2 separate regions of the Homo sapiens genome follow, and region 1 is linked to region 2. Evidence: chromatin loops called from intact Hi-C (ENCODE). Cell type or tissue: endothelial cell of umbilical vein. All regions are shown on one strand. Region 1 overlaps LAMA3 (laminin subunit alpha 3). Region 2 overlaps LAMA3 (laminin subunit alpha 3).

Evidence for each region. A loop is a pair of places that touch in the nucleus more often than their neighbours do. Peaks named below come from ENCODE experiments on the same cell type or tissue, not always from the same donor. Only the 100,000 strongest peaks of a DNase experiment are listed, where the experiment ranks them.
Region 1: it touches region 2 in a loop (10-fold over the local background); 6 of 110 quality-filtered maps call a loop at or near these places.

What each region holds. Positions count from the first base shown.
Region 1 is chr18:23,911,049-23,915,048 of GRCh38, forward strand. LAMA3 (laminin subunit alpha 3) reads left to right here. Exons shown (of 75, transcript NM_198129.4): 56 at 1,663-1,833; 57 at 3,362-3,513; 58 at 3,650-3,812. Among named protein-coding and RNA genes, the nearest start is that of LINC02958, 69 kb to the right of the region's middle. In endothelial cell of umbilical vein, no CTCF peak of the experiment used is centred here; a DNase peak (open chromatin) is centred at 1,503; H3K27ac peaks cover 702 bases.
Region 2 is chr18:23,852,275-23,856,274 of GRCh38, forward strand. All of the region lies in intron 32 of LAMA3 (laminin subunit alpha 3), which reads left to right. Among named protein-coding and RNA genes, the nearest start is that of LINC02958, 130 kb to the right of the region's middle. In endothelial cell of umbilical vein, no CTCF peak of the experiment used is centred here; a DNase peak (open chromatin) is centred at 1,697; H3K27ac peaks cover 932 bases.

The sequences.
Region 1 (4,000 bases), 59 kb after region 2:
GCATATTCTTCTCCCTCCCTTTCCTTAAATACAAGAAATATCTTAATTTAAAAAATTTAAAGGAAGAGTAGGAATTTGCCAGGTGACAAAAAGCAGGAGAGAATGCCAGGCAGAGACTCAGAGAAGGTTCTGAAGGGCAGGGGGTGAGTAGGAGAGAGAGGCGTGAAATGAGCCTGCAAATGTGGGACCCCATCGCTAAGTCCCCTGATTTAATGCCTTGCATATACAAGATCCTTGATAAATATTTAAATATTGATAGAGAAAATGCAGACTTGAGTTAAATCTCATTCTTTTGTATTCGATCGTTAGGAAATATTTATCTTCTTGGTCCACACACCAGGCCTAGTCAGAGAACTTTTGTCAGTGGTCTATTATATATAGTTATAAAGTTTAGAGTAAATGTTTGGAAGCTTTGAACAATTTGAATTGCCTCAACATGCAAGCATGTGATCGGTGGGCTTGTATTTTGTCTACTTTGTTTTTTTTATTTTTGTAGTGATTTAAATTTGAATATGTTTTACAAAAGTATTTGTCCCTGGCATATTAGAAGGAAAAAATGGTCCTTCACCACAGAGAGCTCAAGAAGCGCTATTTTAGAGAGCCTTGATGTACTCACTTATTTTTCAGGACTGAACACCTATAATAAATAAAACTGTAACATGTAATATATCCAACAGAAGCAGTTCCTTTAAAAGTGCATTTAAAATATTTTAATATATAAGTATAAATTTAATATATGCATATATATTTAATTATATATTATAATCATATATTTTATGCATATATAGTGTTATATAATTATATCTGCTTTTATATATTAAATAAAATTATATATTACATACAATGTACATATAATTATATATGCATTTTAATATAATATATAAAATTATATATTATATAACATATAATTTATGCATTTATTATATATTTAATATATTAAAATGTATATTTATATATAAATATATATAATACATAATTATATATAAATTGTATATTAATATATACTTATAAAAATATATTTTATATATTTAATATATAAATGCATATATTTAAAAATATATATCTATATAAAAACATATAGATATATATAGTTTTTTTTTTTTGAGACAAAGTCTCACTTTGCTCCCTAGGCTGGAGTCCAGTGGCATGATCATGGCATGCTGCAGCCTGGAACTCCTGAGCTCAAGTGATCCTCCCACCTCAGCCTCCCAAAGTGCTGAGATTACAGGTGTGAGCTACTGCACCTGGCTTAAAATATAGTTTTAATGTATTACATGTCTGATTGTATGCCAGGCACCATGCCAAGTGCCTCCATAGATGTTAGTTCATCTGCACAAAAACCTTCTAGGGTTGTAATTCATATTATTGTCATTATCATTATTATTATTGCTAGCACAGAGGACTAAATGCACTGCTCAAATATCCCTGACTAATAAGAAACACAAATGCCTTATGACACAGCTCCGGAAACAGCTTCATGAGTTTATAATCTGGGTCTTGGAGATTATGATCCAGGGCTTAGAGACATTCACATTCCCTTGCTCCTTATCATAACAACTCAGGAAAGGCTGATACATGGCTACGAGTCACAAACTAGCTCTCTGAGCACACCTACTTTCTTCACAGGACAGTGTTTGACACCATGTAACTTACTCCTCACAGGTTGCTGTCCCCATGAGGTTCAATGGTAAATCTGGAGTCGAAGTCCGACTGCCAAATGACCTGGAAGATTTGAAAGGATATACATCTCTGTCCTTGTTTCTCCAAAGGCCCAACTCAAGAGAAAATGGGGGTACTGAGAATATGTTTGTGATGTACCTTGGAAATAAAGATGTAAGTATTGCTTGGACATCTCTCTTGTTTTTGAAACAATGTTTTTCGAGAGGTGTGCTTTTGAGATGTGTGGCACGGCTGCATCACTGCCATTAGCACAGCAGGCAGAAATCCTACTGAGACATCGACAAATCCCTCCAGCTTCCTCCCTGCCCACCTCCCCACTGTGGCAGTGCCCTCGAGGGGCCTCCCATGCATTGTTGGTTGCTAGAGGATCAAGAGGCTTTACCCAATGGGCCCAGCACGTGGGCATGTGTGTGTACATGTAAAAAACATATGCACTTGGGGAGGATGATTGGCACCCCTCCATACTACCAAGTTGTATGATTGACACCACACCACCAGGGATCAATACCAAGGAGGAGTAGCTCCTCCTCACAGAATTGTGACCTTGTCCTCTTCCTCAGACTGCCCAGCCTCAGATCCTTCCTCAAGCCTGTGGGATGGAGAGATTATGGGTGAGGACTGGAGTGGAATGAATCCTCCCTCTCCTGCCTAAATGATAAGAAAAGCAGTTGCCCTGTCTCTTTATCAGTGTAAATTCATCACTACTACTACTATCAGTGTAAATTCACTACCCATACAGGCATTTTGAATGGCTGGCTTTAGCTTTTAATCCCTCCTTTTAAAATACATTTCTTTGACATAAGTGTCAGAGGAAAAGCTAATCACTCACTGGGTTAGGATTCAGTTGTTGGAAGAAAAATGCTTGAAATATGGTTCTCAAAAATTCTGCCCAATTAGGAAATTGTTAGTTGTCACTAGTGGATCTTGTATTTAAAGATTCTTAAAATCAACACTATTGCTAATTACTCTTCCATGCTTCAAGAGGTTGGCATTTTATTTGTAGCTTGTTATGTCATGATTTTTTGCTTTGTTTTGTGGTAAAATGCACATTACTTTATTCCTTCAGCAAATTTATACCATATACCTACTATGTGTCACATTCTGGCTTTGTGATAAACAAAAATTTATTCTCGAATGTACTTAATGCCAATGCACACTTAAAATGGTTAAAATGGTAAGTTTTATGGATATTATGCCGTGATTTTAAAACATTTTGTTTCTACCTTAAGGCGCTCACATTCTAGCAGGGAAGAAAGATGCATATATAACTAACCATGATAACATAGAGGTGTGACAACAGAGGCATGCACAAAGTGTTAAGAGGATGTTGTGTGGTACTGGGAGAAGCAAAATGGCTTATCTCCCTTACCAGACTAAAATCTGTTGGACGGCTGAGTCTATACCTGGGCCCTCTGTATGGTAGGTGCTTGGCACATATTTGTAGATTGAGTGAATGGAGGAATGAATAAATGAGTGCCCTATAACATGAGCAGAGACAGCTCTCACATTATTAATTCTGCATTCTATATTATTCTATAAAATATTGCACCTTGTTTATTCTGTCTCTCCAAGGCTTATTGCCTAAAACCCATTAGTTATTTGAAATGCATCCTCATCCTCTTGGGATGGGAATTTGAGAAACCACAATGTGAAGTGTTCTGAGGTGGCCCTTTGTCTCCAGGCCTCCCGGGACTACATCGGCATGGCAGTTGTGGATGGCCAGCTCACCTGTGTCTACAACCTGGGGGACCGTGAGGCTGAACTCCAAGTGGACCAGATCTTGACCAAGAGTGAGACTAAGGAGGCAGTTATGGATCGGGTGAAATTTCAGAGGTACAAGTCTGATTGACTGTACCTGTGCTCACCAAACTTCCATGTATACATGTTGCTGAACCCCATTTTTAGTGGCTTGGCTTTGAATTCTTCAAATTTTTTGTTTAACTTTATTATCTAAATTCATTTTAAACAGAATTTATCAGTTTGCAAGGCTTAATTACACCAAAGGAGCCACATCCAGTAAACCAGAAACACCCGGAGTCTATGACATGGATGGTAGAAATAGCAATACACTCCTTAATTTGGATCCTGAAAATGTTGTATTTTATGTTGGAGGTTACCCACCTGATTTTAAAGTAAGTGTAAATGTTATTTCACTGAATTAAATATTAAAATTTTAATTTGGTATGGTGATGACCTCATGTCTCTAATTGTTAATTACATATAAAATGGATTTAACCGCACATTCTTACAGCACATTCTAGAGATACTAGCTAACACTTATTGAGTGCTTCCTCTGTGCACTGTTCTAAGCTTTAGTATG
Region 2 (4,000 bases):
TTTCCCTTAACTTTATTCACAAATACATGGTACTATTAGTCTGTGAACTTGAGACAATGTTGATAAATGCATACATGTTTATGATTTTATCTTCTTTTTGTTTTATGGCAGCCTGCCCTTAAATGTGATTTTATCTTCTTGGCATGTATTTCTGTTTGTTTTTGTTATTTTAATGAGGATGAAACATCTCAGTTCCTTGTGAGGTTTTTTAGCTTTCCCTTAAGTGTTATTTTGTATGTGTTTTGTTGCTCAAAGTGCATCTAATACCTACTCCAGTTTGGGTGCTGTGCTTCCTGTGGAAGGCACACATGTTTGTGATCTGGTGGGGGCACCTGTTCTAACCAAGAGTGACAGTGCAGCATGGTGAGCGCCATATTGTGTGTGGGCTGTTATGGGAACACCATTTCCATGACATCACATTCTTTGCTCAAGAACTTTCCTTAATTCCCCATTGTCTAATAGGATAAAGACCAACTTTCCGTGATTTGACTTCTATCTACCCTAACTTTTAGTACCTTTTTGTTTTTTCTGCTTTCTTCTCTGGCTTGGTTTTCTCACTTCCTCTAAACACTTTTTGTCTGTGTTCTGTTCTCCAGTTGTGAAAGGGCTCCCTCCTCCTCTCCTACTACCCCCAAATTATGCCTGTCCTTCAAGGATTTTTGTGTTAAAAGTACAGACTCAAAGAATGCAAGGAGCCTTCTACGAGTCCACAGAGATCGCCTCATCATCTCATTGGCCAAAGCAAGTTGACTGCTTAGCCAGCTTCTCCCTTAATTTCCACATTCTAGGTCCTGTGTCCGCAGTGAAACATGTCCACATCAAGACTGACTTATTCTACTTTGTCCCCTCCCTCCCATGTCCCCTAACAAAGGAATGTGTATGTAGAAGGCACTCAATAATTCTTGAGTGAAAAAATAAATAAATAAATAAGGTAGATTTTGGGCTCTAGGTTAAAACTGGACTTTGATATGAGCATAATATGAAGGGCCCTACAGTGTTTATTAATTTATTCATTTGAGATGGAGTTTCACTCTTGTTGCCCAGGCTGGAGTGCAGTGGCGTGATCTCGGCTCACCGCAACCTCTGCCTCCAGGGTTCAAGCGACTCTCCTGCCTCAGCCTGCCGAGTAGCTGGGATTACAGGCATGCACCACCACACCCGGCTAATTTTGTATTTTTAGTAGAGATGGGGTTTCTCCATGTTGGTCAGGCTGTTCTCGAACTCCCGACCTCAGGTGATCCACTGCCTCAGCCTCCCAAAGTGCTGGAATTACAGGCATGAGCCACTGCACCCGGCCCCTTAATGACCAAAGGATGCAGCTCACCCCAACACATCTGGGCCTGATTCTCTGAGACATGGCAAGCACCCACCCATGCCCAGATGTTGTTACAAAACGTTTGGCCAGGAGCCCCATTGCCATGGAGATAAATTCTCTTGACCTGCCTCCCCAGAATTGCCATTCTGCAGCTACTCCTTGGGTACCAGAAATTCTGGTAGGGCTGTTCCTTGGGTACCATAAATTCGCTGTAGAGAAACATACCAAGTCAGGCCGACATGAGGTCATTTTAAAGGATGTTCAGCCAGACTTTGAAGAGGAAATGTCCTCTTCCTTCCCTATTGTCATGGCACCACCAAAAACTTCCCTATTGTCCTGGCAACACCAAAAACTGTCTTTGCACAGGATGCATAACTCAATTATCTAAACATTGCAGTACTCAAGAATATAGATATTGTTTTGGTTCACCCTGGCCTAGCAGGCCCAGCGGGGCCACTCAGGGTCCCATTTGCAGGCCGCTGCTCTCCTCCCTCTGCTCTGTTGGCTTTTTTCCCATCTGCTTTAGTGCTCTCAGCTGCTACCCATGTGCTGTGTGAGGCTCAGAGCTTGGTCCTATATTACTGACTGGCCACATCTTCTCAGTCACTCTCTTTCCACTGGATCATCTCGCATACATTCTAAAATAAACACACAGGCCAGTCATGATTTTGCTTCCCTTCCTCCTTGTCTGGACAAGCAGCTTCCACAGCTGCCCTTGCTGCAGGTACTCTTGTTCCTTTCCTTTCCAGTGAAGTGAAAATACAAAACGTGGCCAGGTGCGGTGGCTCACGCCTGTAATCCCAGCACTTTGGGAGGCCAAGTTGGGTGGATAACGAGGTCAGGAGATCGAGACCATCCTGGCTAACATGGTGAAACCCCATCTGTACTAAAAATACAAAAAATTAGCTGGGCATGGTGGCGGGCACCTGTAGTCCCAGCTACTTGGGAGGCTGAGGCAGGAGAATGGCGTGAACCCGGGAGGCGGAGCTTGCAGTGAGCCGAGATTGCGCCACTGCACTCCAGCCTGGGTGACAGAGCGAGACTCTGTCTCAAAAAAATAAATAAATAAAAATAAATAAAAAAAGAAAAGAAAACATAAAATGCAGGCTCCAGGGCCGGATGTGGTGGCTTACGCCTGTAATCCCTGCACTTTGGGAGGCCAAGGAGGCGGATCACGAGGTCTGGAGATCGAGACCATCCTGGCTAACACGATGAAACCTCGACTCTCCTAAAAAAATACAAAAAATTAGCTGGGCATGGTGGTAGGCGCCTGTAGTCCCAGCTACTCGGGAGGCTGAGGCAGGAGAATGGCATGAACCCAGGAGGCAGAGCTTGCAGTGAGCCGAGATCGCGCCACTGCACTCCAGCCTGGTGACAGAGCGAGACTCCGTCTCAAAAATAAATAAATAAAAAATAAAAAAATTTAAAAAAATAAACCACACACACAAAAAAACCACAGGCTCCTGTCTGCGTGACCTCACTTTCCAGGTCCCTGCCCAGATCACTTGCTCAGGGGACACTCTGAGTTGTGCCCACCAATGGCGTTCAGTGTGTGAGTTGCTCACCTACCACCAGCATCTTATTAATTCACCCTTGGCCAGAAGCCCCGCATGTTTGCTAAAAGAAACGTTCAGACCTTGGGATGCCAGTCTGCCAGGTTGGCACTTCATGGCAACACTGTCCCTCTGTGCGTGGTGTTCTTTCCTTCACTGCCAGGAAAAGAGAAGCAAGGTTCACCCAGCCTACGTCGGGCCATCTCCAATGGCCCTCTTCTGTTCTGAGGCTTCTCTCTCTGATGGCTTTTATTTTGGGAGGGGTCATCTGCTCTCTCTTCTTTCCGGTCTCTAGACCACCAGAGTCCTTGTGCTCCACACTCGCTGTCTCTCCAGAAATAAGGAATCAGCTGAGAACAGGCTTTACATTTTTGCCAGACTGCCTGATTACATTTAGTCCGAGGGTCACAAGAAGAGAGCAGTTGTTATTAACCTGGGGCCAGGAGCCCTCTGATAAGAGAATGCAAAATTGTGTGTATATGAGAATGAGTCTTTCTGTGAGTTTAGTGGACACTTTTCTGAGAATATGGCCCATAGTTTACCCAGCTTTCCAAAAGCGTCTCCGATCCTCTCCCAGAGTTTACAATCCACTGCACTAGAGCCATCCACTTCAAGCAGAACATTTACACTCTATACCTACATTACTCTAAGTGTGGTTTTGAGGCTACTTCCTTATGGAATCATTTCTGCAGGTATCGAGTAGGGAGAGGTGAGAGGGATGGGGCTGAAAGATGCAACTTGCCAGGAGGTCTTGCAAGTAATGCTGAGTTGGTCCTTTTAGTTGTGCCGAGTGGACAGAAAGGCACCGTCTCCTCCCCTTAGCCCATGTCACAGCTAGAATAGTAATAGCAAATACTTACGTGTGTGCAAGCAACTCCTGTAAGGTTTTTACATGTAATATTTAATCCTCACGACAATCCTGTGAAGTAGATATTGTTACCTCCATTTTTACAGATGAAGAAACTTGGTTGTAAAGTGACCAATTTGCCCAAGGTCCAGTAAGTGGTAGAGTTGGGATTCAAAGCAGGTTACCTGGTTCCAAGTTTATGTTCTTAATCACATACAAAATCCTTTATAAGCAGATATTTGCCAAAGGGAAATAAGCAGATATTTGCCAAAGAGAAACTTAATG